Regions from separate parts of the Homo sapiens genome. Here region 2 is linked to region 1. Evidence: chromatin loops called from intact Hi-C (ENCODE). Cell type or tissue: Calu3. All regions are shown on one strand. Each heading gives the region's core, and the rest is flanking DNA. Links, peaks and the distances in the headings are about the cores only. Region 1 has its middle 40 kb from the start of RGMB. Region 2 has its middle 130 kb from the start of RGMB-AS1.

Region 1 (15,280 bases), core at 538-8,537:
AGTCATCTGTTTACTCTGCTGATTATTTCTTTTGCTGTTCAGAAGCTTTTTAGTTTAATTAAGTCCTATCTATTTTTATTGTTGTTTCATTTGCTTTTGGGTTCTTGGTCATGAACTCTTTGCCTAAGCCAATATCTAAAAGAGTATTTCCGATGTTATCTTCTAGAATTTTTATAGTTTCAGGATATAGATTTAAGTCTTTGATCCATCTTGAGTTGATTTTTGTATAAGATGAGAGATGAGGATCCAATTTCATTCTTCCACATGTGGCTTGCCAATTATCCCAGCACCATTTGTTGAATAGGGTGTCCTTTCCTCACTTTATGTTTTTGTATGTTTTGTTGAAGATCAGTTTGCTGTAAGTACTTGACTTTATTTCTGGGTTCTCTATTCTGTTCCATTGGTCTACCTGTCTATTTTTATACCAGTGCCATGCTGTTTTGGTAACTATAACCTTGTAATATAGTTTTAAGTCAGATAATGTGATGCCTCCAGATTTGTTCTTTTTGCTTAGCCTTGCTTTGGCTATGCAAGCACTTTTTTGGCTCCATATGAATTTTAGGATTTTTTTCTAGTTCTATGAAGAATGGTTATGGTATTTTGATGGGAATTGCATTGAATTTATAGATTACTTTTGGCAATATGGTCATTTTTACAATATTATTCTACCTATCCATGAGTAGGGGATGTGTTTCCATTTGTTTGTGTCAACTATGATTTCTTTCAGCAGTGTTTTGTAGCTTTCTTTATAGAAATCTTTCACCTTCTTGGTTAGGTATATTCCAAATATTTTATTTTATTTTTTACAACCGATGTTAAAGGAGTTGAGTTCTTGATTTTATTCTCAGCTTGGTCACTGTTGGTGTATTGCAGTGCTACTGATATGTGTACATTGATTTTGCATCCTGAAACTTTACTGAATTCATTTAGTAAAGACCTAGCAGCTTTTTGGATGAGTCTTTAGGGTTTTCTAGGTATACAATCATATCATTGGTGAAGAGTGACAGTTTGACTTCATCTTTACCAATTTGGATGCTCTTTATTTCTTTCTCTTGTCTGGTTGCTTTGGCTAGGACTTCCAGTACTACGTTAAATAGAAGTGGTGTAAGTGGGGATCCTTGTCTTGTTCCAGTTCTCAGGGGGAATGCTTTTAACTTTTCCTGGTTCAGTATAATGTTGGCTGTGGGTTTGTCATAGATGGATTTTATTATCTTAAGGTATGTCCCTTCTATGCTGATTTTGCTGAGGGTTTTAATCATAAAGCGATGCTGGATTTTGTCAAATGCTTTTTCTGCATCTATTGAGATGATCGTGTGATTTTTGTTTTTAATTCTATTTATGTGGTGTATCACATTTATTGACTTGCGGATGTTAAGCCATCCCTGTGTCCCTCGTATGAAACCTACTTGATCATGGTGGATTATCTTTTTGATATGCTGTTGGATTCGGTTAGCTAGAATTTTGTTGAGGATTTTTGCCTGTATATTCATCAAGGATATTGTTCAGTAGTTTTGTTTTTGTCTGTTTGTTCTTGTTATGTCCTTTCCTGGTTTTGGTATTTTGGTAATCCCAGCTGTATAGGATGATTTAGGGCGGATTCCCTTTACCTTTTGGAATACTTTCAGCAAGATTGACACTATCTTCTTTGAATGTCTGATTGAATTCAGCTGTAAATCCATCTTGTCCTGGACTTATTTTTTGTTGGTAAATTTTTAATTACTGTTTCCATGTTGCTACTTGTTATTGGTCTGTTCAGGGTTTCTATTTCTTCCTTAATCTAGGAGGGTTGTATATTTCCAGGAATTTAACCATCTCCTCTAGGTTTTCTAGTTTGTGCATGTGAAGATGTTCATAGTAGACTTGAATGATCTTTTGTATTAATATTTCTGTGGTATTTTTGGTAATATCTCCTGTTTTGTTTCTAATTGAGCTTATTTGGATCTTTTCTTGGTTAATCTCACTAATGATCTATTGATTTTGTTTATCTTTTCAAAGAACCAGCTTTTTGTTTCATTTATCTTTTGTATTTTTTTGTTGTTGTTTCAATTTCATTTAGTTCTGCTCTGATCTTTGTTATTTCTTTTCTTCTGTTGGGTTTGGGTTTGGTTTGTTCTTGTTTCTCTAGTTCCTTGAGGTGTGACCTTAGATTGTCTATTTGTGCTATTTCAGATTGTCTATTTATGCTATTTCAGACTTTTTATGTAGGCGTGTAATGCTATAAACTTTTCTCTTAGCACCACCTTTGCTGTATCTCAGAAGTGTTGATAGTTGTGTCACAATTATCCTTCAGTTCAAATAATTTTTTTTAAATTTCCATCTTGATTTCATTGTTGACCAAAAAATCATTCAGAAGCAGATTATTTAATTTCCATGTATTTGTATAGTTTTGAGAATTCCTTTTGTAGTTAATTTCCTATTTTATTTCACTGTGGTTTGAGAGAGTACTTGATATAATCTTGGTTTTCTTAAATTTATTGAGACTTGTTTCGTGGCCTATCATATGGCCTCTCTTGGAGAATGTCCCATGTGCTCATGAAAAGAATGTTCTGCAGCTGATGGGTAGGATGTTCTGTAAACATATGTTAAGTCCATGTTTTCTAGAATGCAGTTTAAGTCAATTTTTTGTTGTTGACATTCTGTCTTGATGACCTGTCTAGTGCTGTCAGTGGGGTATTGAAGTCCCCTACTATTATTGTGTTGCTATCTATCTCGTTTCTTAGGTCTAGTAGTAATCATTTTATAAATTTGGGAGCTCAGTGTTAGGTGCATATATATTTAGTATTGTAATATTTTCCTGTTGAACTAATCCCTCTTTGTCTTTTTAAATTGCTGTTGCGTTAAAGTCTGTTTTGTCTGATGTAAGAACAGCTACTCCTGCTCAATTTTGGTTTTCATTTGCATGGAATATCTTTTTCCACCCATTTACCTTAAGTTTATGTGAGTCCTTATGTGTTAGGTGAGTCTCTTAAAGACAGTAGATTCCTGGTTGGTGGATTTTTATGAATTCTGCCACTCTGTATCTTTTAAGTGGAGGATTTAGGCTATTTACCTTCAACATAAGTATTGAGATGTGAGGTACTGTTCTATTATTAGTCATGCTAGTTGTTGCCTGAATACCTTGTGTTTTTTAAATTGTATTATTGTTTTATAGGCCCTATGAGATTTATACTTTAAGGAGGTTCTATTTTGGTGTATTTTGAGGTTTTTCAAGATTTAGAAATCTTAGCATTTCTTGTGGTGCTGGCTTCGTAGTGAGTTCTCTCAGCATTTGTTTGTCTGAAAAAGATTATTTCTCCTTCATTTATGAAGGAGATTATGTATCCAGTTTCACTGGATACAAAATTATTGGCTGATAATTACTTTGCTTAAGGAAGCTAAAGATGGGCCCTAATCTCTTCTGGATGGTAGGATTTCTGCTGAGAAGTTTGCTGCTAATCTGATAGATTTTCCTTTATAGGTTACCTGATGCTTTTGCCTCATAGCTCTTAAGATTCTTTCCTTCATCTTGACTTTAGTTAACCTGATGACTATGTGCCTAGGTGATGATATTTTTGTAATGAATTTCCCAGGTGTTCTTTGAGCTTCTTGTGTTTAAATGTCTAGATCTCTAGCAAGGCCAGGGAAGTGTTCCTCCATTATTCTCTCAAATAAGTTTTCCAAACTTTTAGATTTCTCTTCCTCCTCAGCAATACCAATTGTTTGGTCATTGAACATATATTAAACAATTATATTTGGTCACTGAACATATATTGAACAGTTATATTTGGTCATCGAACACAATCCCACATTTCTTGGAGGCTTTATTTATTTTTTAAAAATTCTTTTTTCTTTGTTTTTGTTGAATTAAATTAATTTGAAAGCCTTGTCTTTGAGCCCTGAATTTCCTTCTTCTACTTGTTCTAGTCTATTGTTGAAGCTTTCCAGTGTATTTTGTATTAGGCTGGTGCAAAAGTAATTGTGTTTTTGCCACAATACTACAGTAATATTTCTCTAAGTGTGTCTTTTATTTCCAGCAGTTATAGTTGTTTTTTCTTTATCATATCTATTTCTCTGGAGACTTTTTCATCTATATCCTGTATTGTTGTTTTAATTTCTTTAGATTGGTTTTCACTTTTCTCTGGTACCTCCTTGAGTAGATTAATAATAAACTTTCTGAATTCTTTATCTGGCAATTTAAAGATTTTTTCTTGGTTTGGATCCATGGCTGGAGAGCTAGTATGATCTTTTGGGGGTGTTATAGAACTTTGTTTTGTCTTATTACCAGAATTACTTTTCTGGTTCCTTTTTATTTGGGTAGACTATTTCAGTGGAAAAATCTGGAACTCAAGGGCTGCTGTTCAGATTCTTTTGTCCCATGGAGTGATCCCAGGTGGCTTTTGACCTAGCCACCCAGCAGGGATACCAGATGCTGGGCTGGTGCTACGGAATGTCTGCAAATGTTGTGTGATGTGGTCAGTCTTCAGGTCTCCCAGCTGTGGCTACCAGCACCTACTCTGGTGGAGGTGGCAGGGCAGTGAAGTGGACTCTGTGAGTCCGTGGTTGTAATTTTGTTTAGTGTGGTGGTTGTCTCAAATACTGCTTATGCTAGCACTGAAGTCATCACGTGGAAAGACTCAGGACCTCTCGTTAATCAGGATGTTGCAGCACTGGAATTAGCTGTTTTCTCCTTCTTTGGAGCAGGGTTGTTCTCTTATGGAGTTACTGTAATGGGCTGAGTTGGTTGGCCTCCAGCCAAAAGGTGGTGCTTTCAAGAGAGCACCAGCTGTGGTAGTAGAAGGGGTAGATAAGCTTGCCCTAAGTTGGCCAGAGTAAATATTTAACTTTCTCAGGCGACAGTCCGGGCCATCTAGGTAAGAATAGTTAATTGTGATATTCTAATTTTATAATAAATTTGTTCCATCCCAGCTCAGATACCTTTATACTTTTGGCACAAATTGTAGCCAAAAAGATCCCAGATTGAGCATAACTGATCTTTGAGAAAAATCTGTATTTATGAGAGGGTGTGTGTAGGGGGATGTGTTATTTAAATTTGATTTATGTCTTTTGTGAATTTTGGAAAATATTCAGCCATTATCTCTTGGAATATACTAAGTATATTAGTCTGTTCTCATGCTGCTAATAAAGACATACCTGAGACTGGGTAATTTATAAAGGAAAGAGGTTTGATTGACTCACAGTTCCACATGGTTGGGGAGGCTTCACAATCTTACATGGCGGCAGGAAAGAGAACATGTGCAGGGGAACTCCCTTTTATAGAACAGCATGGGAAAGACCCACACCCATGATTCAATGACATCCTACCAGGTCCCTCCCATGACATGGGGGAATTATGGGAGCTACAATTCAAGATGAAATTTGGGTGGGGACACAGCCAAACCATATCACTCAGCTTCCATTTTCCCTAATATTTCCTTCTGGAGCTCTTATTACTATGTGATGGACCTAAAATTCTATTTTCCATGTCTCTTAAACATTCTTAATTTTTTTACTACAATCTATTTCAAGCATAAGATAGATAAATTATAGAAAACAATATAACCCGCACCAGTAGGACATCTTTGTCAAACTATAGCATTTTGCTATAAATGTTTATTATACATATTTTTGAGAAATATAGATACAATTATATATAGATAAGCATATATGGATATAAAGATGTTTTTGAGAAATTATACATATAATTAAAATATCCTGGGTACTATCTCTGGATCTATTGTTCTTCCTGCTTCTCTCAAATTAACAATGATTCATGATTTTATATTTTTAGTGCATAAATATATCTTAAAATTTTATATCCAAGCTAAGCATTTTGATATAATCAGATATATCAATGTTTTCTTCATGTCATTTGCTTCTTCTGTTTTTGGTATATTGTTTAAGAAATTCTTACTCAATTTAAGGTTCATATATAAACAAATATATCTATATTTTCTTCTAACATCTAAAAGTGTTTTTCTTTTGACATTTATGTCTTTAAACCATCTGGAGTTTATATTCATGTAGGGTGAGGTAAAGATACATTTTTTTTGAAGATGAATAAACAATAGTTCAAGTGCAATTTATTAAATACGTTATTCTTTTCCCATTGATTTGAATTGTCAATTCCATTGTATGTCATTTCTATATATATGCTGGGGTCAACTGCTGGTTTCTGTTTCACTAGATTGTATTTCTAATTCTGAGGCAGTATAACATTACTTTAATTGTTATGTGTTATGTAAGTTATTCATTCCTAGTAAGACATGTTGTTTGGACATATTATTCTTCAAAAGTATTCTGCTTTCTCCCCAGTATAACAAAAGGCGTTTACTTTTTTATGGTTTTAAAAACCTTCAATAAAGTGTAATAGGTATATAAATTTGATTAAATATCAGTTGGTAGTTTGGTCATTTATATGTCATCAGAAAAAATACAATCATTTATTGAATACCATAATTCTGCACAGTTTCATAAAAACTGATTGATTTTACACGAACAGTCGCTATGCCTGAAGTCCTCTAGAGCTGTATGTTGCTATAGACAAGTATTCTAACAGATAATGTACTGGGACTGGTGGCAGTGGATCAATTTTCCAATAAAGTTTGTTTATCATATATTCATCATTGGACTTAATCACACTTTTCTTTTTTGGCTGCTTGTGCAAAATCATTACATGTTTAGATTTATTTGCTTTTGCACATACAGATCTGCATTTTACATTCACACTAGAGCACTTCTCCCTATTCATACTTCCAACTTTATTTTGGGTCACGGTATTTATATTGCCATTTTTATCACTTCTTTTAATGTTTAATGAGCTACTTTTTTTAAATAATTTTTTTAGTATTTATTGATCATTCTTGGGTGTTTCTCGGAGAGGGGGATGTGGCAGGGTCATAGGACAATAGTGGCGGGAAGGTCAGCAGATAAACATGTGAACAGAGGTCTCTGGTTTTCCTAGGCAGAGGGCCCTGCCGCCTTCCGCGGTGTTTGTGTCCCTGGGTACTTGAGATTAGGGAGTGGTGATGACTCTTAACGAGTATGCTGCCTTCAAGCATCTGTTTAACTAATGAGCTACTTTTGATAGATGGGTATATTTTCTTTGAATTAGAATGATAGCAATGAAACATGCAAATGTAACAAATTATTTAAGTGATAATATTCAATTAACTTGAAAACACTGTGAGCCCAAGAGACAATATTTCAGTTTAGTTGAATGTTAAGCAAGAGTTTCTTATTAATACAGTACAAACTCTTAAAGCCTATAAATTATTAGAACAGAATAAGATTTCAGCAAAACTTATAGTTAATCTTACATTTCAAATTTACAAAATATGTATAAATAATTGTTGTAAGTTTAAAAAACTTTTTAATTGCTAAACAGACAGATGGTCCTTCATGGACCATGAGGGACAGAGTCTGAGGTCAGCACTGTGAAAAGCCCTGTTCTTAAGCATTTGCTTCAAAAGTGCCATAGCTTTGTACTATGTATCAGAGAAGTAGAACCTTAATAATCGGAAGACATATACTTTGACAGAAGAGCTATACCAACCTCAAATGTAGTCAGAAGTAGACTCTAACATATTTTTCAATTTCACTCTGTTGCTCAGGAAATTCCCTATGATATCACACGATTCATATCCTTTCGGTGAACCACACACAGCCAGTGATCAAAGGATAGTCATTTTTATGATTTGAGAAGTTTGTGTGGATGTTTTCATAATATTTTAGAAGTTTCAAAGAAATCACATTCCTGGTTTAAAAAGGATTAAAGTGTTAAAAGGCTTACACACACACACACACACACACACACACACACACACACACAGAGCAGTTCCCATGATCCTTTACGCCTGAATTGTATTCCCCAAAAGCAATCACTTAAACCTTTAGCTTTTTTTCCCCTAGTATTTTACCTCTATATTTCTACCTATTGCTTTTTCCCAATTTATCAATTTTAAGCATTAATTTCTTTTCAGTCAACTTTTCCAGCTAGAATAAACTTGCTCTATTTATTTATTTATTTATTGTATTGAGACATGGTCTCCCCCTGTTGCCTTGGCTGGAGTGCAGTGGCACAGTCTCAGCACCACTACAACTTCTGCCTCCTGGTCTCAAGCAATATTCCCACCTAAACCTCCCAAGTATCTGGGACTACAGGCTGGAGCCACCATGCCTGGCTAATTTTTATATTTTTTGTAGAGATGGGATTTCGCCATGTTGCCCTGGCTGGTCTCGAACTCTAGGCCTCAAGTGATCCACCTGCCTTAACCTCCCAAAGTGCCGGGATTACAGGTGTGAGCCACTGCGCCTAGCCATATATTTTCTTATATTCCAAAAAGATTTTATGTAGATTAAAAGATATATAACTAATCTCTAAGTGCCTCCATTTTTAACCATAAATGGATATGATAACATAGGGTAACTATGAGAACTAAATGAATTAATATTTGCAAAGTGCTTAGAACAGTGTCTAGCATATGGTAAATTCCATATGGGTTTTTAAAAATAAAATAAACCATATAGCAAAAAGATGTAACTTCAAAATAAGTGAGAAAAATGATGCAAATAAAAAAAAAACAAAATGCAAAACACAAAATAATTCCCATGAAATCCTTTACACTAATGAGATATGGATCACAATCTTGGCTTTGAGCTTTCTGATACCAAGGCAGAATATGAATGACAATCACTTATATTGTTTGCAGAGTCTACAATTTAAAAACAAGAGCTAGTATGGTTCCTTACGTTAAGAAGAGAAAGAAATGCATCCTCAGATCCAAATATTTTCACTAAGTTTCTCATAGTGAACATAGTGTTGTTGGGCTGCATCTCATCATCCCATTCAGTCACATCATAAACAGTTCATTGAGCACATTCTAACACTGCTGAGGACCTGTGTAAGACCAGGCATTGTGTTTCAGTTCCACACCATCTTTACGGCCTGGGTTAGCTTAGGAGTAACTTTAAGAATGTCATTAGTGGCTGGACACAGTGGCTCACGCTTATAATCCCAACACTTTGTGGGCCTGAGGCAGGTATGGGTAACACAATGAGATCCATTTCTTTAAAAAACACAAAAAATTAGCCAGGGGAAGTGGTGCCTGCCTGTAGTTCCCGCTACCCGCTACTCGCTACTCTGGAGGTATAGGTGGGAGGATGGCTTGAGCCTGGAAAGCTGAGGCTGCAGTGAACTGTGGTCACACCACTGAACTCCAGCCTGGGCGACACAGTGACAACCTATCTCTAAAAAAGATTGCATAGAGTTGGTTGAATAACAAGTTGGTTTATTAAGCATGTAAGAATTGTATCTAAAATAGAAGCAAATAAGTCCTGAGAAATGGCCAGAGAGATTCTTCTTTGAGTAACATTCTGTAAGAGTATTACTTGGTTGTTCAGATAATTTTTTCATCTTCCTATTGATTCTTGGCTGTGTTCTGAATAATTGACTTTGCAAGATAACTGATCATGGAACAAATGCAATATTAATCTACACATGATACAATATTATGCTGAATAGGGTGTCAAAGGGAGAGCTTTCTTGCAAAATATTTCATGAGAAAGAGATTGCAGAATTGCTGCCGGGTGAGCCATCCTGTTATACATAATAGATCAGTTAAGGAAGAGCTCCAGGTGAATGGGGACCATATAAACCAAACTGTAGAACTGAATCATCCAAGGGTAGGAGACAGAGGTGTTGCAGGTCTGGGGCTTGGAGCTATAATGTCTTAGATATCCATTTGAAACACTGTTTGCCTGCCCTTAAAGCAAGAGTTTGGAGGTTAGTCACTGCTTCTCTTTATCAGTTTCATATTCCATGGGAGGAGTGAAGAGAAAGAACATTTTCTTCTTTCTTCCCTGAAATTTGGGCATATTGTCTCCAGTTTTCATTTAGTGATTTCATTATTACTATCAACATTTTAAGCACCTGGAGATACTTGGGAATGGGACAACAAAAGGAATGAACAATGTAATGCAATATGACCTTAAGAAGTTCATTTTCAACAGCATGAACAAGGATAACGAGGTCAATTTAGTTTTTCAAGTGGGTTGGTATAATTCAGTGAGCTTGAAAAGTGGAATGACATTCTCAAGAGAACAAGGAATGTATAGTTTGTAAAGTAAAAGCAAATCTTTGAGTTTTTTTCTGACAAAAAAAATTTACCCAATGTACTACTAACACAGTCAGAAGATAATTCATTAAGAATAGTTTTAGCGGTGGCTCGCTCCTGTAATTTATCACTGTGGGAGGCCAAAGTGCGAGGATCACTTGAGGCCAGGAGTTCAAGACCAGCCCTGCGCAACAAAATGAGACAGTATCTCTTACAAAAAGAAAGAAAGAAAGTACTTTTAGGCCAGGCATGGTGGCTCATGCCTGTAATCCCTACACTTTGGGAGGCTAAGGTAGGAAATTAATGGGGAACGGTGGTACATGTTTTTAATCCTGGTTACTCAGGAGGCTGAGGCAGGAGGATCACTTGAGTCCAGAAGTTTGAAGCTGCAGTGAGCTATGACTGCACCACTGCAGTCCAGCCTGGGTGACAGGGTGAGACCCCATCTGAAAAAACAAAACAAAACAAAAAAACCAGTAATTTAATCTTAGGAATTTTAGTTCATAATCTCTACCTGTTTGGATATATTCTTCCCACTTTAATCAGATCACCATTTGCTAGCAATTGCGCTCATTGATACTACTGCCAACTTCATGAATGAAATGGAGTATTTGAAATACTGACCCATTTATTTCTCTAAAAAACAAACCATTTCTCTTTATTTCTGAAATTTCTTCCCACACTTCCATTACCTTAGTCTCTATGAAGTTCTTACCAAATATCTAAATGCATCTCTTTCCTGTAAAAAAAAAAAATGAGCTTCAAAGTGGGTGATCATTACATTGTCTATTGGCTTGTTCAATTTACTTTAAGGTCATGCAAAAACTACATTATCCCAACTACAAATAAATTGCTTAAATTGAGGTCAGAGGTAGCCTAAGGAAGTAGCTTTCTTCATTGAGCCACCTGAGCCTACCCCCAGAATTCATTGACCCACATACCCAACACATGTTCACAATGGATTCAAAATGCCCTACAGTGAACCAGCCTCCTGCGACTTTCTTTGTAATCTTATCATCCACAGATTCCCAGAGAGCTCGGGAATCAACATGTGTGTCTATACTGATAAATGGCAGCAGGGCTTACAATGAAAATGGGAGCTAGGAAATGGGACTGAATCTTTGTTTATGGAGAACAGGAGGTACAGGGAGCACTCATCTCCATCTTACCAAAGAGTGAGGCTGGAGGAAGTTCTTACTGGAAAAAATTGCAACTGAGACCTCTTAATGTACTTTTTCTCTTCCTTCTATGGTAGAATCTGTTATTTACTATCAGGACATTTCTGGTTTTTTCTTTGTTTTTACTCAGTTCACTAAATTATTATTTTTTTAACTTAATTTTTTTGGCTGAGAGTGATGGTTCATACCTGTAATCCTAGTACTTTGGGAGGCCAAGGTGGGAGGATCACAGGAAGCCAGGAGTTCAAGATCAGCCTGGGCAACAGAGCAAGATCCCACCTCTACAAAAAATTACAAAAATTAGCCAGGCATGGTGGCAGTGTCTGTAGTCCTAGCTACTCAAGAGGCTTGAAGCAGGAGGAATGCTTGAGCCCAGGAGTTCAAGCCTGCAGTGAGCTATGACTGTGCCACTGCACTCCAGCCTGGGTGACAGAGTCAGACCCTGTGTCTACACATACATACATACATACACATATAACATATATATATATACACACACACATACATATATATATTTACTGAATAACATTAAAAAATTAACACATAGTAATTATAATTAGCGTATTTATAATCTTATTTGCATTTATCATTTCTTTCTATTGGGGACATTCAGTTTTCTCTTTCTGTTTTGTTTTGTTTTTAAACAGAGTCTCCCGCTGTCACCCAGGCTAAAGTGCAATGGTCAGAACTCACTGCAGCCTGGACCTCTTGAGCTCAAGCAATCTTCCTGCCACAGCTGTCAAGTGGTAGCTGGGACCACAGGTGTGCACTACCACGACCACTAATTAAAAAAAAAAAATAGTAGAGATGAGGTCTTTCTATGTTGCTCAGGCTGGTTTTGAACTCATAGGCTCAAGGAATCTTCCCACCTCAGCCTCCCAAAGTGCCAGGATTACAGGCATGAGCCACTGCACGTGGCCAATATCCTCTTTCTAGCTCTTTGAAACTATGTAACATATTATTATTAACTATAGTCATCCTCCAGTGGTATAGAACACTAGAACTTATTCCTCCTATCTAGGTGTAATTTTGTATCGTTTAACAAATCTTTCCTTATTTCCCTCTTAGCTCTCCTCCTTTCCAGCCTCTAGTATACTCTGTTCTATTTTTTACTTCTGTGATATCCACTTTTTTTAGATTCCACATAAGAATGAGAACATGTGGAGTTTAACTTTCTGTTCTTGGCTCATTTCACTTAACACAATATCCTCCAGTTCCATTCATGTTGCTGTGAATCACAGAATTTCATTCTTTTTTATGGCTGAATGGTATTCCACTGTGTATATATACCATATTTTCTTTATCCATGCATCTGTTGTTGTACAACTAGGTTGATTTAATATCTTGGCTAATATGAATAGTGTGGCAATTAAACATGGGGGTGCAGAGGTCTCTTTGATATACTGATTTATTTTCCTCTGGATAAATGCCCATAATGGGATTGCTGAATTATGTGGTAGCTCTATTTGTAGTTTTGTTTTTTTTTTTTAAACATTCGCACTCTTCTCCATAGTGGCTGCACTAGTTTACTTTCTCAAAACAGTGTATGAGTTCCCATTGCTCCACATCCTTGCCACCATGTTATTTTTTGTCTTTTTGATCATAGCCATGCTAACTCTGGTGAGATAATATACTATTGTAGTTTGATTTGCATTCTCCTGATGATTAGTGATGTCAAGCACTTCTTCATGTATTTATTGACTGTTTGCCTTCTTTTGAGAAATGTCTGTTCAGATCATTTGCCAAGTTTTTAATCGGATTTTTTTTTTTTTTGGCTATTGAGATGTTTGAGTTCCTTGTGTATTTTGGATGTTAAGCCCCTTTCTCATTTGTTTATTTTTGTTTATGTTGCTTATGCTTTTGAGGTCTTATACATAAAATCTTTTTACAGACCAGTGTCCTGAAGCATTTCCCCTGTTTTCGTCTAGTAGTTTTATAGTTTTGGGTCTTACATTCAGGTCTTGGATCCACTTGAGTTGATTTTTTTAATAGGTGACAGGTAGTTCCATTCTTCTGCATATGGATATCTAGTTTTCCCAGCACCATTTATTGAAGAGATTGTCCTTTACCCTATGAGTATTCTGGGTGCCTTGTGAAAAATCATTTGGCTGTAAATGTGTAGATTAATTTCTGAGTTCACTATTCTGTTCCATTGGTCTATGTATCTGTTTTTATGACAGCACTGTGCTGGTTTTGCTACTACAGCTTTGTAGTATATTTTGAAGTCTGGTAGTGTGATGTCAGCAGCTTTGTTCTTTTTTGCTTAGGATTGCTTTTTTTGTGGTTCCCTACCAATTTTAAGGTTTTTTTCCTATTTCTGTGAAGAATATCATTGGTAGTTTTGATATTAATTGCATTGAATCTGTAGATTGCTTTTGGTAGTATGGTCATTTTTACAATATTAATTCTTTCAATCCATGAACATGGATGCAAATGTCTTTTCATTTTTTTTGACCTCTTCAATTTCCTTCATCAGTGTTTTATAGTTTTCCTTGTAGAGATCTTTCACGTCCTTGGTTAAACTTATTCCTTTGTTGTTGTTGTTTTTGTTTTTATTATTGTTAAATTTATTCCTAATCATTGTATTTTCTTTGTAGCATTTGTAAATAGGATTGCCTTCTTGATTTTTTTTAGCTAGTTCACTATTTGTGTATAGATATGTTACTGATTTTTTTTTGTTTTTTTTTTTTGAGATGGAGTTTCACTCTTGTTGCCCAGGCTGGAGTGCAATGGCATAATCTTGGCTCACTGCAACCTCTGCCTCCCGGGTTCAAGTGATTCTCCTGCCTCAGCCTCCTGAGTAGCTGGGATTACAGGCATGTGCCACCACACCTGGCTAATTTTGTATTTTTAGTAGGGATGGGGTTTCTCCACATTGGTGAGGCAGGTCTTGAACTCCCAACCTCAGGTGATCAGCCTGCCTTGGCCTCCCAGAGTGCTGGGATTACAGGCATGAGCCACCATGCCTGGCCCTGTTACTGATTTTTGTATGTTGATTTTCTACCCTGAAACTTTACAGAATTTGTTTACCAGTTCTAAGGGTATTTTTTGATAGTCTTTAGGGTTTCCTATGTATAAGATCATGTCATCTGCAAATGGACAATTTGTCTTCCTCTTTTCCAACTTGTATGCCCCTCATTTATTTCTCTTGCCTTATTGCTTTGGCTACAACTTCCAGTACTATGTTGAATAAGAGTAGTGAGAGTGGGCCTTGTCTTGTTCCAGTTCTTAGAGAAAGCTTTTTCCTGTTCAATATGATGTTAGATGTGGGTCTGTCATATATGGCCTTTATTGTGTTGTTACACTTTCCTTCTATACCTGATTTATTAGGAATTTTTATCATAAAGGGATATTGAATTTTAGCAAATGCTTTTTCTGCATCTATTGAGATGATCATATGGTTTATATCCTTTATTCTGCTGATGATGTGATGTATCACATTTATTATTTGCATATGTTGAGCCATCCTTGCATTCCTGGGATAAATTTTACATGATCATGGTGTATTATCTTTTTGATATATTGTTGGATTCAGTTTGCTAGTATTTTGTTGAGAATTTTTGTGTCTATGTTCATTAAGGATGTCGGCCTACAGTTTTCTTTTGTTGTTGTGTCCTTGTCTATTATCAGGGTTATGCTGAGCCTCATAGAATGAGTTAGGAAAAGTTTCTTCCACTTCAATTTTTTGGAACAGTTTGAGAAAAATCGGTATTAATTATTCTTTAAAGGTGTAATAGAATTAAGCAAGAAAACCATTCAGTCCTGGACATTTCTTTGTTTAGAAGATTTTTATTACTGATTCAGTCGTGTTACTTGTTATTGATCTGTTCAGGTTTTCTATTTCTTCTTGGTTCAATTTTGTTGATTATATGTGTCTAGGAATTTATTCATTTTACTTTTAAATCTATTGGCATATAATTATTCAAAGTAGTCTCTAATGATTCTTTTTATTTCTGTGGTATCCATTGTGACATCTCTTTATCTTTAATTTCTGATTTTATTTATTTGGGT
Region 2 (16,329 bases), core at 2,867-10,866, 170 kb after region 1:
TTAATTTGTAGTTACTGTTTTACTTGTCCGTTTTCCCTAGCAAAGTCTGAACTTTAGGAAGGCATATGGAATGGCTTATTTGTCTTTATGTATTCTGTGCCTATCACAATGCCCAGCATATAATAAGTGCTCTCAGTAAATGTTGCTTGAATGAATTAATGGGATTACTCCAACATGGAACCTTCTTGGATTTAGCTTTCTTACTCTCCTTGATTTGCACTAATTCCCTACAATGTATGCCAACTGTCAATCTTCTTTCTTATATCTTTGATAGCATGCCTTGATTATGAGCAGAGTCTTTGTTGAAATATATAAACCTTAACTGTATTGGGGCAAATTCTTAGGCAATTTAGTTAAGATATTAACTTCCAAAAAGAGAATTCAAAATGGAAACTGCATAAAGCAACATATAAAAACTTCTCTCCTTTTCCCCTTGAGAAAAATGTTTCTTAGTTTTTGAAAGATTTGGACAAAATAGGGTCCAAAGTCTACTTATGTCATAAATTTTTCCTTCCTGAAAAAATGATTTGACTTTGAAGTATACCAAAGTATTGTGATGATAATGGATCTTTCTGTATATAATTAAGTCAGATGTTATAGCAGAAGTTTATTGACGAGAGGCATAGATGTTGTAAAAGTTCTGATTCAGTTTTCTCACAAAGCTGACGCAAGTGATTTTTTTTTTGTTTGTTTTTTGACCAAGTCTTGCTCGGTCACCCAAGCTGGAATGCAGTGGCATGATCTCAGTTCACTGCAACCTCTGCCTCCTGGGCTCAAGCGATTCTCCTGCCTCAGCCTCCTGAGTAGCTGGGATTATAGGCATGCACCACCATGCCTGCTATTTTTGTATTTTTATTAGATATGTTGGTTTCACCATATTGGCCAGGGTGGTCTTGAATTCCTGACCTCAAGTGATTTGCCCGCCTCTACCTCCCAAATTGCTGGGATTACAGGCGTGAGCCACTGTGCCCAGTTCCGAGTAAAAAATTTGATGGTGAAAATAGAGACAAGAAAAAATATGAAAAAATTACTCATTTTTTTGTTTTTTAGTTTGGCATGATTAACTTTATTAAAGAGATGTATTTCTTCAAGGATAACTGATTCAAATTATTTAATATTAGCTTTTTTAAAATAAACATGTAATAATCTGCCCTTGTGACATTTGACCTCTTGACAGAAGAGATATCTAAAGTCTTTCATTAAAGAGAAGTGTCTGAAAGTGACTCTGGTCAAGATTCTCTGTGTTCAATTTTAGCTAAATTTCAATGTGTGTTTGTGATTGAGTCCGTGTGTGTGCGTGTGTGTGTATGTGAGTGTGTATGCATGAGTACATGTGTGCTAAGGGAAGGGAAATTTTTCCCCAAAGATGAGAACACGTGTGCTCAGAATCTTCCTGTAACAATCCTTTAAATTTACTAGCTTCCTCTGGATATATTTATTTTTTCCTAAGTCTTGGTCCCATGGAACTGTCTTATAATCTATAACTTGCAGTGGTAAGAATCCTTTTTGTTTAGGCACAATGTTCAGTTTATCTGTAATTTCTTTTCTAGGTTCCAGCTGAATCCTGAGCTGCCAAAGTTTCTTACAAACATTCTCTCATATTGCCTTTTTTATATTTTGGGTATGTAATATCTTAATCCACTATTTCAAGGTAACTGTTCTCCCATTCTTTTTCCTTTTTCCTTCAATTAGCCTTAAAATTTGATTAAACTATCTTCTCAAAGTTCCAAGTTTTTTTATATATATATATTTTTATTATACTTTAAGTTTTAGGGTACATATGCACAACGTGCAGGTTAGTTACATATGTATACATGTGCCATGTTGGTGTGCTGCACCCATCAACTCATCTTTTTTTTTTTTCAGAATGTCATTCTTCAGGACATGTAATCAGAACCCCTACCTTCATCTGGAATTATCTCTGCAAACCATCACTTCTTTCTATCTCACTAATCTCTCAATCACTCATTCTCTAATACCTCCACTTACCAGTCCTTTATTAATATCTCTACAACTTACTTATGGTTCAATTTCTCTGTTTCAGTGCAGACTGGAGAAGGCTTTCGTATTTCTGGTTGTATTTACCTCATAAGAATAAAATCTACCCATTTATTTTAACATTGGAAAGAGCAAGCCCATAACTGACAATTTTGAAAAAGATGTTTGAATTTGTGTTTTATGTTATGAAAGATAGTAGCCCATCATCTGTGCCCTGTAAAAATTATCTACATCTTGTATGTAGAAAACAAAGGATAAGAAATACTTTCCTTTATCCCTCACGAACGTATTTCCAGTGTTAACAAGAACGCCCAGACTAACATGCAGAATGGAGCCCTTCTACTCTATTTGACACTTTGTTGGCTTTTAGAACCAAAGTGTCTTCATCCAAAGAGAATGTCTATATTTCATCACATGCAATCCCCTATTTAATTAGACTAGCTCTTTAAAAACTTTTTTTTCTAAATAACATTCTTCCTTTGTGTTTTGACATTATAAATCAGAACAACTGTGTTCTTAGTTCTTCCTGCTGTTCAAAGGGGCAGTAAGTAGCAAGCTGTCCTCAAGGACTAGTTAGGACAGACAAAAGCATCATCTTATATCTATCATAGCCCAAGCATGATCCTGAAAATTGTATTGCAAATTAACTTTTTAAACTGATAATAAAAATGAAAATAAATTCAACAAACATTAAAGTTATTAAAATAATAGTTACTTTGAAATTTTATGTAATATTATATGTTGGTGGGTAGTTGTTATGGAAGTTTAGCATTCAAGGATTTCTCCCTGTTTTGGGAAGCGAGTATGATTAGATTCAAATTAGATTCAAGCCAAATTTAGTTAGGAATATTTTCATAAAGGCATTGTATTTCCCTGTTCTTATGTTCTTAGAATAGGGAAGGTAGCCATTAAAATGAGAACATTAGCTTCATTTTAAGTAGTAACTGTAATTAATATTTATTAAACACTCATAGTATATGAGGTCTATTATACTTCTTGCAGTTAGTAACAGGCACCATTAAGAAAACTGTTCATTAAGATTATCAGGTCTAAGCTGTTAACAATGATGCACAAAAAATTATCCTTATTATTTTAGCCAGTGGGTAATTTGTCTATCTGTGATAATTTGGTTTCTAAATTCAGAAACTATGTCACTAATGGAGAAGAGTAGATAAAAGTAAATGATATTCCTTCCAGTATGAAATTTCTCTTTACAATTTCTAATGTTCGTTGGGATATAAATTTCAACTGAATTTACTCTGCCCAGATTTTTTGAATAAATTTATGCAACCAATCAAGATAATGTTTGTTGCAGGAAACAGTGTCTCTTATCTGTTCATACTACTGGCATTTCACAGATAATTTCTAACTCAGGTCGCTGGTTGCTCAGAACCAGGTGAACGACATTGGGGAGTTGGAGCAATAATTTTCATAATAAAACTGCATGAAAGGAAAATGAAGGGCCTGATTGGGCCCCAGTGTTCCTGGTTAGTGAACCTCTGGTTTAGAGGCAAAGAGTGGCAATGAGCTCATGGTGGCTTCATTGCACCAGGCAAAGCCAGGGACCTTTGGCTATCATTGCTTAGGAAAGAACATCTTCTGTGGATTTCTTTCTACAACCATCTTGTTTGGGTATATCTTAACATTCAGATGGGTTGCTTGAAAATATTTACTTTACAATTGGAAATAAAACAATTTGATTTCATGGTCCCTCTTTGGAGGTCACATTTTGATGGTGTTAGGATTTGGTAACAGTTTTACAGTTACTTCTTCACAAAATGGTAGACCGTAGCAATCTCTCTCAGGGTAGTCCACGTGAGGAGGTGTTGGCCACAGCAGACAAAGCCATAGGCCCAGGATGACCTTGCAAGTTAGTCCCTGTTCCTGCTTCCTGCAGGAACACCTTCAAAGTCACCTTTTTATTTGTCTTTTAGGTCAATTCATATTTCCTGGGATTCTGTGTTCTGGGGCTGTTTTGTCTACCTTATCTTTACTACTTACCCTCGGCTTGACTACCATATTGTTTTCAGAGGAAGAAAAGACCTAAGCAATCATTATTCTGAAATTCCTTCTGGAATAGTCATTTCTTGTACTTTCTTATGCTTATTATTCAAATATGAGTTATATGAGGACATTGAGAATGCACATGGCCTTCAGATTTAAAGTGAAAGCTTATTCATTATAAGTCATTGTAGATGTTATAGTATTAAAAGTGCCATTTTGGGGGGGTGGGGTGATACATGCTGCATATACATGTTTTTCAAAGGAGATGTGCCTTAGCATGTGCCTTCCATGACTACTTATTCCAGTTCTAGCACATTGCCTCCTCCATACCCACTTGTCCAAATGCAGGTACTTGGTCTTTAGCTCCCCTGAGTAGGAAGATTTCTATATTGAGACAGACAAGGTTGTCCCCAACATAAAGATCAGAGACAGAGAGCCAGGAATTTCACTGTCCCTCAAGTTTTACTCTCCTTGGATTCCTGTCTTATTTCTTAATTTTTGAATAGTGTTTATTTCTTAATTATAATGATAATGTACTTTCACAATCACAGCAAAATAATCAAAATCAAGAAATTACAATATTACCATGAAATCTATAGACTATTTTAAAATTTGTTTAGTTGTTCCAATAATGTTCTTTTTGATCTCAGGATCCAATTCAAGATCATGCATTGTATTTAGTTGTCATGTCCTTGGCCTCTTTCAATAAGAAATAGTTTCTCAGTCTTTTATTAACTTTTAAAATCTTCGCATTTTTGAAGAGCATAGATCAATTACTTTGTAGAATGTCTATTTAGATTTGTCTGATGATTCCTCATGATTTATAAATTTTTGGCAGGAATGCCCCAGAAGTGATGCCATGCTCTCCTCAGTGAATCACATCACATATGTCAACTCTCCCATTAATGGTGCTGTTAACTCTGATTAACTTGGTGAAGATGAGGTTTATGAAGGCTCTCCAGTGAAAATTTAATTAACAAGTATGTTGTACTTATGAATTCATAAGAATATTTTGAGGAGATGCATTGAGACTATGTAATGTTGTATTCCTCATTACAATTTCACCGGTCAGTTTTAGCACCAAGGATGATTCTTGTCTGAGTCAATTATTACTATTGTGGTTCCCAAATTGTAGTTTTCTAATCTGATTATTCCTTGGCAATCTACTGTTTTTTTTTCTTTACAAATATTGTTTATTTTAATGAAGCTGGTACAATGTCTCCATTTAAAACCCATATCCCAGGCCAAAAAGTACAAATAAAAAACAGCAGTGTTCTGTTGTATTCATTTCTGCATGTATAGCTTTATTAATTGATAATGAAAATTAGTACTTTTCTGGGATCTTGTGACAAGACTTAAAAAAAATCTTAAAATGCCTTTTCTTCAGTGAAGCCATCTTTGGAGTAGTCATTACTCTCACCTTATCTGTCATCTTGACTTCAACCTGATATTCTTCTTCTTTTGGTCCAGACTCTCAAATTTTAAAAGTAGCTTCAAGTTAAGGAAAGGACATTTTTCCACAGTTCATTTCTCTGAAAAACTTCCATCTCCCACTGAAAGTCACAGTCCAGGCATGAAGCAATCACATGTTAGAACATCAGGGCCAATTGGAAAGTCATTATGAACACTTGCATTGGTCAATCTTATTTATCACCACAAGCCTGAAAATGCAATGTCCTGAAAAAGATGGCCTTTCTGTGCACACATAATTTTTAAAAAGGAGAGGGCACTATGAAGGGGACTGAGGCTTGATCACCAAAAATCAGCACAATGAAAACAAACAATAATTAATAATGAGCACTAGAACTACAATTGGCAATCTACTATAAGGTAGAGTTTTCCCTTCTTGCCAATTTACTTATTTTTATCTGTATGATTTATGGATTTTTATGCAAAGGGATATACTCCATTAATATAATTTATTTTGGATGTGCAAATTTTCCTACAGTTTGCAAGCAGGCTGGTTGCTTGTTTTATTTGACATGTCCTGATATTTTTTGAGCAATTCCTTACTTTGTAGTACAATAAGATGGCCCATTTCCATTTCATATTTTTCCATTCCTAGCTGTAACAGTCAGCTGTTTTTTCAGAGAGTCCTGGTTTCTTTTAATGAAGTATGAGATTTAGAAACCATTTTCTGAGTGCTAGGTGTGCTCATTATAATTAGTTGCATTATTGGAGGCTTTCTCTATCTATTGGAAGAGCTAAAAAATTTGTGTATGTATTCAAATACACTATCTATCTATCTATCTATCTATCTGTCTACCATCTATCTGTCTATCATGAGTTCACATTCCAATTCACCACCTTAGGCCTCTTTCTCCTTTCCCCTTGTAAAACTATTCTTCATTAATAAGAAACCTGACTCTTTTTATTCATAATATGTTTATGTATTTGTTTAACCTCTCTGTAGCTAACCAACTTCTAGTTGTATCTGCCTAAAACTGACCCACCATTAAAATGAAGGGGAAGGAAGAGGCAAGAAAAAGGAAAAAAGAATAGTTAGAAAGCTGGGTCCTGGACATGCCACATTCTCCCTCCCACCACCACTTTCCATAAAGAAGGTGGTAAAGGAGAAGGGGTAACTCTTTTGTTATGGCAGTTAGCATAGTATGTTACACATAGCAGACACTCAATATGTATTAATGGAATGAATAAAGGATATTTCTGGGGCAAAAATTAATTTTATCTGAGAATATGCCCTCCTTAAATATTTGAAATAAGGATTAATCTTCCAAACAAAATTATTTGGCATTAACTTATTTAAATAACAGGATGAGTTGGATAATCTGCTGAAGGCCTGGACTGAATCAGAGGTAGAGAAAATATCAGAATGCTAAACTGTTACCAGTTTGGTTATTAGTTTCTCTGCTTCCGTTTTTTTGTGACTACCATTTTAATATTTGCATTTGAATTTTGGGAAATATAAAAAATTTTCAATTTCAAAAATCTTCTTCAAACCTCCTTTTGAGAAAAGCTTTCCTATTTTCATCTAATTTTTGAAGAACAGAGGGTCAAAGTTAGACAGAATCCCTAGAAATCAGAATTGGTGGGCTCTAAACCATTGGTTGAGCCACTTCTGCAATGTTAAAACAGTGACAGTTTGTATTTACATGGTACTTTCTACTAGCTAATTGCTTTATTTTCAGTTTTCATAGAAATTAATTTCAAAACCTACATGAAATATATAGGGTGCTTGGATCAGTTACTGAAGGATAATAACGATTTTTCTTCACAGAAAGTCTTTAGAAAAAGTATCTTTCTTTCATTTTGAGATGGACTTTCCCGTCCTGAATCCAAGGGGCTATCTTTAGAAATTGTCTTACAGATAGATAGATTTTAAAATATTCGTTGTTAAAATGCTTTATTAATCTACAAAATTTTCAGCTGTCTTTTCTCACTTAATAGTGTCAGGCTTCAATTCCAGTGAGTATCAGAGGCTTTGAGAAGTCTAGTGCAGTTGCCAGGGGCAATAGTTTTAATTTTTATGAAACAATTTATCTTCCCCTGGACATAATTTATTTTAGCCATGGCCTAATTTCTTTGAAGACTTAGTCCCAAGTGTCTGTGATAATTTGTAAAACTTGATGAGGTAATCTGGAGTTTTCCACATGTCAGTGTAGGATTACTGCTTCTGATTTTGCAGACAGAAAACTGAGAGACATAATAAAGTGAAAGATTGCACTACAAGTCAGCAGAATGGCTAAACTAGGTCTCAGTCACTTAATTCGCTATGGCTATGTGATTAGAAGATCTCTACCTTGTTAATGTCTTTTTTCAGTCTGATTTCCATCCCCACGTGTGGTCTCTTTATTCCATACATGAAGCTTTATTTGTTTCAAAGGCATTCCTACACAGAGGAGAAGAAACACGCAGTTAGACTGATTGGTATTCTGCCTTGGGATTCATAAGGATGTTTGTTGAAGACTAATACTGTGAGCAGGGCTAATGATGTGGAATTCAAGATGAAGACTCAATTCTTGACCTATTGTTTAAAATTATATAGCTACCTGATACAAATTTGATGGTGAAAACTATTGGTCATGAGTGTTCATCTAATAGCTTTTAAAGCCAAATAATTTTGCATGGTAATCTCTTCACTAGTGACAAGAAACTCTGTGTTGCAGAGTCTTCCTTATCTGATTTTAATAACTTCTCCTCTAGTATTCTCCTAAGCCACCAGACATGTTGATTGATTTGTGAGTATTCAGAGTCAAAACTGATTTTAATGTTGATCCTGGTAAAATATTATCCAAAAAATAAAACTGACACTCCTCCTCACTTTCTTCTCAAACTATTTTAAATATTTTAAAGAGAAATAAAAATGATATCTATTTCTATTTTTAGAACATTATTTCTATCCCTGCTGCCCTCCATCATTGCTGATCACCCCAAACTGCAGGTTAACTTTGGGTTTCTTTGAATTCATGTTGCCTTTCTCTCTTAGTGTGCTCTGTGTGAATTGTAACAACCCAGTATGAACTCCCATCCTACCCCCCAATCAGTGACTCATTTAATATGCATAAACTAATAAAAGAATGGTCAAGTATAACATTTTGCATATCTGTTTGTAAGGAAAAAGATTGGAGATGCTGATTTGGAAACAGATTAGGGGAAAAAATATCCCTTTTCTTTATGCCCAGGAGCTCACATTGACCACTCTCCTGAAGGGGAAGAGATAAGACAACCTGAACACCGCTTAAGAAGTATATCTCTTAAAGGCCAGACATAGTGTTTCATGCCTGTAATTCTAGTGCTTTGGGAGGCAAGAGGATCACTTAAGGCCAAGAGTTTGAGACCATCCTTGACAACACAGCAAGACCCCATCTCTCCCAAAAAATAAATAAATAAATAAATAAATAAATAATAAAAAATAAAAAAAAAGTTACCTGGGTGTTTTGGTGCACACCTGTAGTTCCAGCTACTTGGAAGGATTGCTTGAGACTAGGAGTTTGAGGTTACAGTGAGCTATGGTCATGTCACTGCACTGTAACCTGGGCAGCAGAGTGAGACTTGTCAAAAAAAAGAAAAAAAAAGGAAAGAAAGATATCTATTAAGTAAGAGAACATTCTCACTGAAAAGAGATCTTCTATGGAGTGAGGAGATGTCTATTTGGAATGACCTGCCTGTTATCTTCACTTATTGTCTTTCAGCATTCCAAATAAATGTGGATGAATGATAATACTGTCGTCCATAGGACTCACAAAAGCATTGACTGGGTGGGGGCTTGCCCAGTAAAATCCAATTTGGTGCTCAGTTGAGTAGAGACTTGTAGCATGAAAAGCAACTTGCTAGTTTTAGGATCCATGCTAATTCTATCTGCTCTTCTCCTGATTTGACCGCTGCTGCCCTGCTGTGTTCTTGCTCTAGGCTGTGCAAAGAAACAGTTTTAGAGGAAATCATAAACATCTGATTTAATTAAAACCATTATTAACACCACTTTTCATCTCATTTCTTCAAGTGCCAAGGTATAGATTACACTTGAACAATGGTGATGTGATAAATACATAGGGAGAAAACACAATTCTTTTATGGCTTGTAAAAGATAGAGCAACACAAGAATAAGATGCCCTGTAGTAATTAAGCATTTCCTGGTAAGCAGTTTCCTTTAAAGTTGAGGTTTCCAGGGCTAGCAGCCAGGGTGGTACATTCAAGCCTTTTCACTCCAGTCAGAAAAGAAAAAAAAAAAAAAAAAAAAAAGGAGGGAAAAAAAACAATCCTAGTTCAACCATCTGATCCTATGCTGAGGTATCCAGTGCTGTTATTTAAAAGCCACAAGTCTCAGGGACTGTGTTATTTTCTGCTCCAGCTGTATAACTGGCTTTCATGTAGATACCCACATTAAATGCCAAGAAGAACCATATTAATTCTCTTCATTTGCTACTAACTCTTATACATTTACATTTAGTTTGAAGAATTCATAAAGTTTAGCCATATGCTGTTACTAATATTGGTAATCACTGGATAAAATGAATAAATTTTTGTTCACTTGTGGGTGTTTCTTGTGGCTAAATATATTCCTTGTTTTTCATGGGTAACTATCTTATTCTGGTTTGCTTGTTTTTTTTTTTTCTTTTTTCTTTTTTAGGTTTTAAAACTGAAATTTCCACACTCCAAAAATCCATTTAGTGGCAAACCAGGTTGGTTCGTAACCCTAGTTATGAATGACTTTCAATTCTACTATTTGATTCTTTCCTTTGGGAAATTTTCTTTTGAGAAATACCTCAAGTATAGTTAACACTTATTGAGCGTTTTAATATATGCTTAGTACTGTTTCAGTCCTTTAAATGAATTCACTTTTTTAATCCTTTCAAATCTCAATGCAGAGGGTTGATTTATACAGTTGCACAGGTATGTGCTGTACAACTTTAGGGAGCACCAATCACAGAGATGAGGTGGCCCTGATGAAAAAGGTAGGTATGATTATTATCCCTATTTTATAGATGACAAAAGCGAAGCATAGAAATATCAAATAACTTGCCTGTGATCAAACAGCTGTAAAGTAGTAAATGGAGTTTACCCTGGCAGTCTTCTTTGAGAGCCCACAATGGGGCTATATTTAATCACAATTGTAATAGTAATCTTTATTCACATTTGCAAGCACATTTATGTATATGATGTCTTTCTGTCTTTACTCCCTCAAAGCTGTCTTAGAATTGTTGCATTTGTGGTGCCTAACCTGGTAATTTTTCTCCAACTAAATTGCTCAAATATATCTTTCATTTTTCTTTTCTATTTTCCTATAATTACTGTTGAACAGAGTGGTGCCTAAAAATATGCATATCCTTCCTAGTTCGGTATGAAAATATTATTGTCTACAGACAACAGTGTCCAAAAGAACTTCCCACAATGATGGATATGTCCCAGAGCTGCACTGTCCAGCTCAGTTGACCCTAACCACGTGTGGCCCCTGAGCACTCGCAAAGTGTCTCGTATGATTGAAAAACTGAATTTTAAATTTTTTACAATTTTAATCAACTTTAGATTAAATTTAAATACCTGCATATGGCTAGCAGATACCATATTGGACAGCACAGTCTTTAACACATTTATTGTTTAAGCATATCTTAAAATTAATTATGAAAATTATACTAATTGATTCATAAGTTAGAAGTGCACCTGTCAGCTAGCTTCTATGGAATTAGACATAAAAGGAAAAAGAGATAAAGACTTTAATGAGGGAGAATCCATAATAAGGGAAAGGATGCTTTCATTCCTATATTACTCTTACCTAATAATGTTCCTAAGAGTGCAAAGAGGATCACAAAGTAGACTACTTTGGGGATCATAAAATTCATATTTAGAAATTTTCATGGGCACTGGACATAGGGCTTAGAGTCATTAAATTGAAGATGAATGTGAAAATCATGGCTTTTAGGAAAACCTTGCAAAAATTATCTCCAAAATATCAATTAGCCTTGGGTATTGTCTATGTCCTTCCACCATCTATGTTTATTCACAATTTTACATATAATGTGTGGAATGTAAATGCAATTTGTTTTCTACTATTTTAATACATTTTTGACAAAAGATATAACTGAGGTTTGTACTAAAACATACTTGGGAAATTTCTGCAAAACAAAATCTACCCCGAGTAATAAATGTTTGTCCTTTGTCCTTTGACTCCTTTGAATGATTGAGTGGAACAGTTGGAGATACCTAAATAGGGGTGGTTATTAAAACAAGCTGTATAGCTAATTTCTCAATTTCAGGCCTTTTCTTGGCCTTGCCTGACTATTTTTGTTGCACATCATTAATCTTGAAAAGCATACTCACAGGGAAGCCACCTTATGGAAGCAGCCCAACAGGAGCAGGTGTGTCCGTTATTGAGCAGCCCCTGAGCACTGCTGAGGCCTTTGCTGTCGGCCACTGCTTCAGGGCTCAGCCTCTCACCAGAGCCCAGTTGCATTTACCTTGCCAGTCAAAGCTTCCCTTTGCCTCCAGGAAAAAAAGATTTTTAAAGGCCCCTGTGCTGACTACTTCCTGAATCTCAGTTTGTAGTTGAGCCACCTGCAGTCATGGATGCCTTCTTCTCTAATTTCTCTTGTTCACTTAATAGTGATGCCATCAGGTAGGGTTGGAAGATAAAATATGGGATGGTCAGTTAAGCTTGAATTTCAGATAAACAACAAATAATTTTTAAAGTTAAGTATATCCTGCATAAAATTTGAGACATACTTATACTAAAAAGTTATTTGTTGTTTATCTTAAATTCAAATTTAACTGGGCATCCTGTGTTTTGATTTGCTAAATCTGGCAATGCTACATTAGGGCCGCTTTCCAAATCTTAGCAGTGAGGAAAGAGCTCATACAACTCAAACTTTGTGGGAAGATATCACAAAATAGTGTGGTTTATCTTTCAGGAATACCAAGTATGCTTTTCTTGGAGTGACTAAGACTTTGATAACAGGAATAATCACTGAATTTGGGTCTTGGCTATGACAAAACAGTGTTGATGGAACTAATAACTTATTAACTGGCTCTGGCTGGGTGCCCCATGGAGCTTCATTTAATCACCACAGAACAACAATTTAAACTGCAGAAGAAGGTCAGTGACTAATTCAGGCTCTAGAATTCTTTTTTCTTTTTTTCTCCTATGGAGATGTGAAGAGCAGAACTAAATGAAGTAGCCTCAGTTCTGAAAGTTGCTTGCGTCCAAGAATAAGACGTGATATTATTAATAATTTGCAGGAGATTTGTTGTTATAGCTAGCTGAATCTGCAGAAATTGGAGCAATATACTTAGAGGTATCAATAGAAAAAACAGTCTCACAATGATTTACAATGCACAGTGTAGAACTGAAAAAAAGAAGAGAATGCATACATTGCTATAATAAAGTTCTTATTAAATGGAGTCGATAATATAGGCACCAATGCCTTGTTCATTAAGCTGCTTATGACAAAAGGGACAGAATCAGGAAAGCAACATGACTTTGCAGTCCACTTAGCAACTTCTGTCTCTATCAGAGGTAATTCTAAACTTCAGGCAAAGCCACAACACTCAGTCCCAAACATAGTGCTTTTTATAGCCGTCTGAATTTGTTTCATCTCCCCTTTATTCTTGGATTAGTGGCTTTAAAATGGAAATGTTGGATTCATTTCAGTTATTAGGCTGATGCAAGCATTGTAATTCTTTCTTTTGAATTCTTAAATGTGTTGATTGTACTCTGGGAATTTGATGGTTCTTTTTAAAAATACTGTGTTTGTTCCATTTTTTCTGATGTAATTGCTTTTACTATTAATTCCCAACTCAATTATATTTGAACTTTTGTAGAGGAATCAAAGAGACACAAAAGGCATTCTAAATGATAAACTTCCATTTCTTCTTTCAAAATGCAAATAAAACTAGTTTGGAAGAAATTGGAGGGAAAGAAATTGCTTTAACGTGGAACTTATTTTGAGTCTGGAAGTCTTGGTTTTTTAAAAGAAATACTCTGGTGACCAAAACAAATGGTGGTGAGTTGGTGACACAATAATTGGCAGCCTCTGGTGTCCAAGGCCATTTGCTTAAATTATTTATGTCTCAAAACTGACAGGAATTTCATAAGAGCAAATATGGCAAGTCCAGTGGGTGTCATTTATCTGCTGCAATCACACATCTAATTGGTGGCAGGTCTCATCTGCCAGAGCTGATGCCTTAAAAACCCAGGGGAAGAATTTATTTCAAGACAGTCCCACACCCATTACGGTTTGATTAGTCTTTCACCAGCTCGATTCCATTCATTGCCAAAAGAAGGTTGACACAAAGAAGAAAATTCTTCTAATGTTGTCTGCTTTAAAATAACTCAGTAACAGGTATTATTACTGAAACATCTCCTTAGACTTTGAAATGATCTTTTAACCCCCTTTTCTTAAAAAATACTCTAAAAATTACCTGAAACTAACTGAATTATGATTTTTTATTGTACAGTGGTGTCATATGTGGCTATTATAGTCTGGCAGCCTCCTAGGATGGGTTTGCAGTTATGTCTCTGGGACTCAGATGGTCCTTGATGTCTTCTCCCATCCCTCATTAACTTGATTTTCTCCCTCTGTGGTGCCTTCTGGCAAGGCTGGTAGAGATGGGATGTAGTTCCATTGTATTTGCCTTTGGAGCTGGAATAGGAAATGAGCAAAATTAAATTGCCTCAAGACAATTTATATAGTCTTCATTATGTACAGATGACTGGCTCCTTTTACTCATTTTCTTGTGAACTTTGGAGAAATGTTCACGGAATCTATGATCCTTAAAATTTATCTTATAAATTTTAAGAAATAGGTTTTTAATGCTTGAAGAGAGCAACAAACTTATAAAATATTCATTGCAGTTTGTATTTATTTATTTTTGCCTTGGGCATTACAATAAACTTTAAATCAATGACATAATACTCTTCAGACTTAAAAACACTTTATATTCCATATTTTTATATATTTTATTCATCAAAACTCTATGAAAGTAAGCTGTTCAGAGTAGCATGGTCTTTGTTCACAATTAAATTGTTAAAGTTATAATCAATTTATGCCAATTGAAAGTTTTTTCCTTTGGACATCCAGTAGGTAAAATGAATTAGTGGTTGTCAGTGTCATTTATGGTAAAAAGAGGACCTTCCCCAAATAGTTTCTGAAAAATAAATACGGTCCTATTCACAAGTAAAAGTTATGAGGAAACACATTCAACTTTTATCTCATTGGCAGGGATTTGGGAGACTAGAGAACTTAACTATAGTTCAAGGGAGTGTTAGCTCATACAAGGGACAATCTTTTTTTTAATTTATTTTTTATTTATTTTATTTTATTTTTGAGATGGAGTCACGCTCTGTCGCCTAGGCTAGAGTGCAGTGGCGTGATCTTGGCTCACTGCAAGCTCTGCCAAAGGCCAATCTTAAGAAGAAAGAATAGTCAAATGGTCCCTAGAAGAGAAACATTTAGTTTCAAAAATATTCTACTAGGGGCAAATAAATTAATAAAATACATAAGTAAGTAAGTAAGTAAAAGAGACCTGTTTGTCATTGTAACTTGTTTTTCTATTTCTTTGAATTATCTTTTCTTAAATCTGTGATATGTAGTTTCTTCTCAGGCTGAACACAAATATAAAACTTCTTATTGTTACAGACCCAGACACTAAAGGCAGTTGCACTAGCAGGGGCAAAGCAAAAAGATTTCTTCTCCCCAAAGGGGGCCTTTTAACCTTTATTAAGTGGGTTATCTTTTCAGTGGTACCAGGCTTTCCTCGATCTTCTTAGATTGTGCGGCACTCATTTCTCCAGGTTGGCTGAGGAAATTGCTTCTCCTGCCACCTTGGACTACATCCACTTTAAATGTTTGTGGACTTAGTGTGACAGTGGAAGCCTCTCCATAAATCATTTTGAGATTTGCTCAGACTTTTAAGAGTGCCTCTGGTCCAGGCACATGTGAAAAGGTTTAAGTCATGCAAATATCATGAATAAATGAGTTGTATTCATCTCTAACTCCTGTGTTTACAAAGATGGCCTGGGCAGCTGGAAAAGCAGTCAAACCTCACTCAACACTTGACATTAAGTTTAACCTCTGCCTAAGGAAATAAGCACTTAAAATCTGCTGAATCACTCGATTCGCACATGTCTTTCCATGGGAACCTTAGACTAGGGGTTTTCTGATATACCCTTTGACCGGGTGTGCTTGCAGTGAGAAAAACTCTTATTATTCTTTCACTGCTCAGCTTGAGGTTTTGGAATATAGCTCCTTCTTTTAAACATACTAAGATACTTGAAATTTTAAAGACTTCCTTTCTTAGCCATTCTTGCCTTCTAATTCACCTCCCAGGGTCCTGTGAACAGCTGATTTCTCTGTTTGGTTCAGAGAACAGCAAGAGATGACACTCTGTCACATCCAGATCAGAAAAGACAGGCAGGTGAAATGCCTGGGACCACTTCTATCCAGCTGATGACTAGTCTGAAAACATCAGGCTTCTCAAAGCTACAGAAAATGTTTCCTCATTAAAGTATTTTTAAAGGAATATCTTTAATTGCATTGTATCTAGTCAGTCAATGAATGAGCTTTGTCTCAGCACCTGTAGATAAAGTATTAGCGAATGAGGACCTGGGAGATTGGACATGGTCTCTGCCATCAACAAACATGCAATACCATAATAATAAACATCCAAGGGAAATAGGTGTATGCGGAAAAACATAACTACTAAGCAGGCAGAACGTTTACTATTAAAAGAGAGAGTTGATGTTAGTAGGGAAAACTTCCAAGAACAGCTTTAATGCTTAAGAGTGAACATTAGTTTAAATATGACAGAAAACAGTTATGAATATTCAATTCGTCCCTCCATGAACTACACTCAGCACAAAACTGATTAATTGCA

Evidence for each region. Peaks named below come from ENCODE experiments on the same cell type or tissue, not always from the same donor. Only the 100,000 strongest peaks of a DNase experiment are listed, where the experiment ranks them.
Region 2: a loop joins it to region 1, with 2.0 times the contacts of the local background. A loop is called at or near these places in 2 of 110 quality-filtered maps.

Annotation. Positions count from the first base shown.
Region 1 is chr5:98,806,253-98,821,532 of GRCh38, reverse strand. No RefSeq gene overlaps it. Among named protein-coding and RNA genes, the nearest start is that of RGMB, 40 kb to the right of the region's middle. In Calu3, for the core only: no CTCF peak of the experiment used is centred there; a DNase peak (open chromatin) is centred at 4,722.
Region 2 is chr5:98,635,006-98,651,334 of GRCh38, reverse strand. No RefSeq gene overlaps it. Among named protein-coding and RNA genes, the nearest start is that of RGMB-AS1, 130 kb to the left of the region's middle. In Calu3, for the core only: no CTCF peak of the experiment used is centred there; no DNase peak of the experiment used is centred there.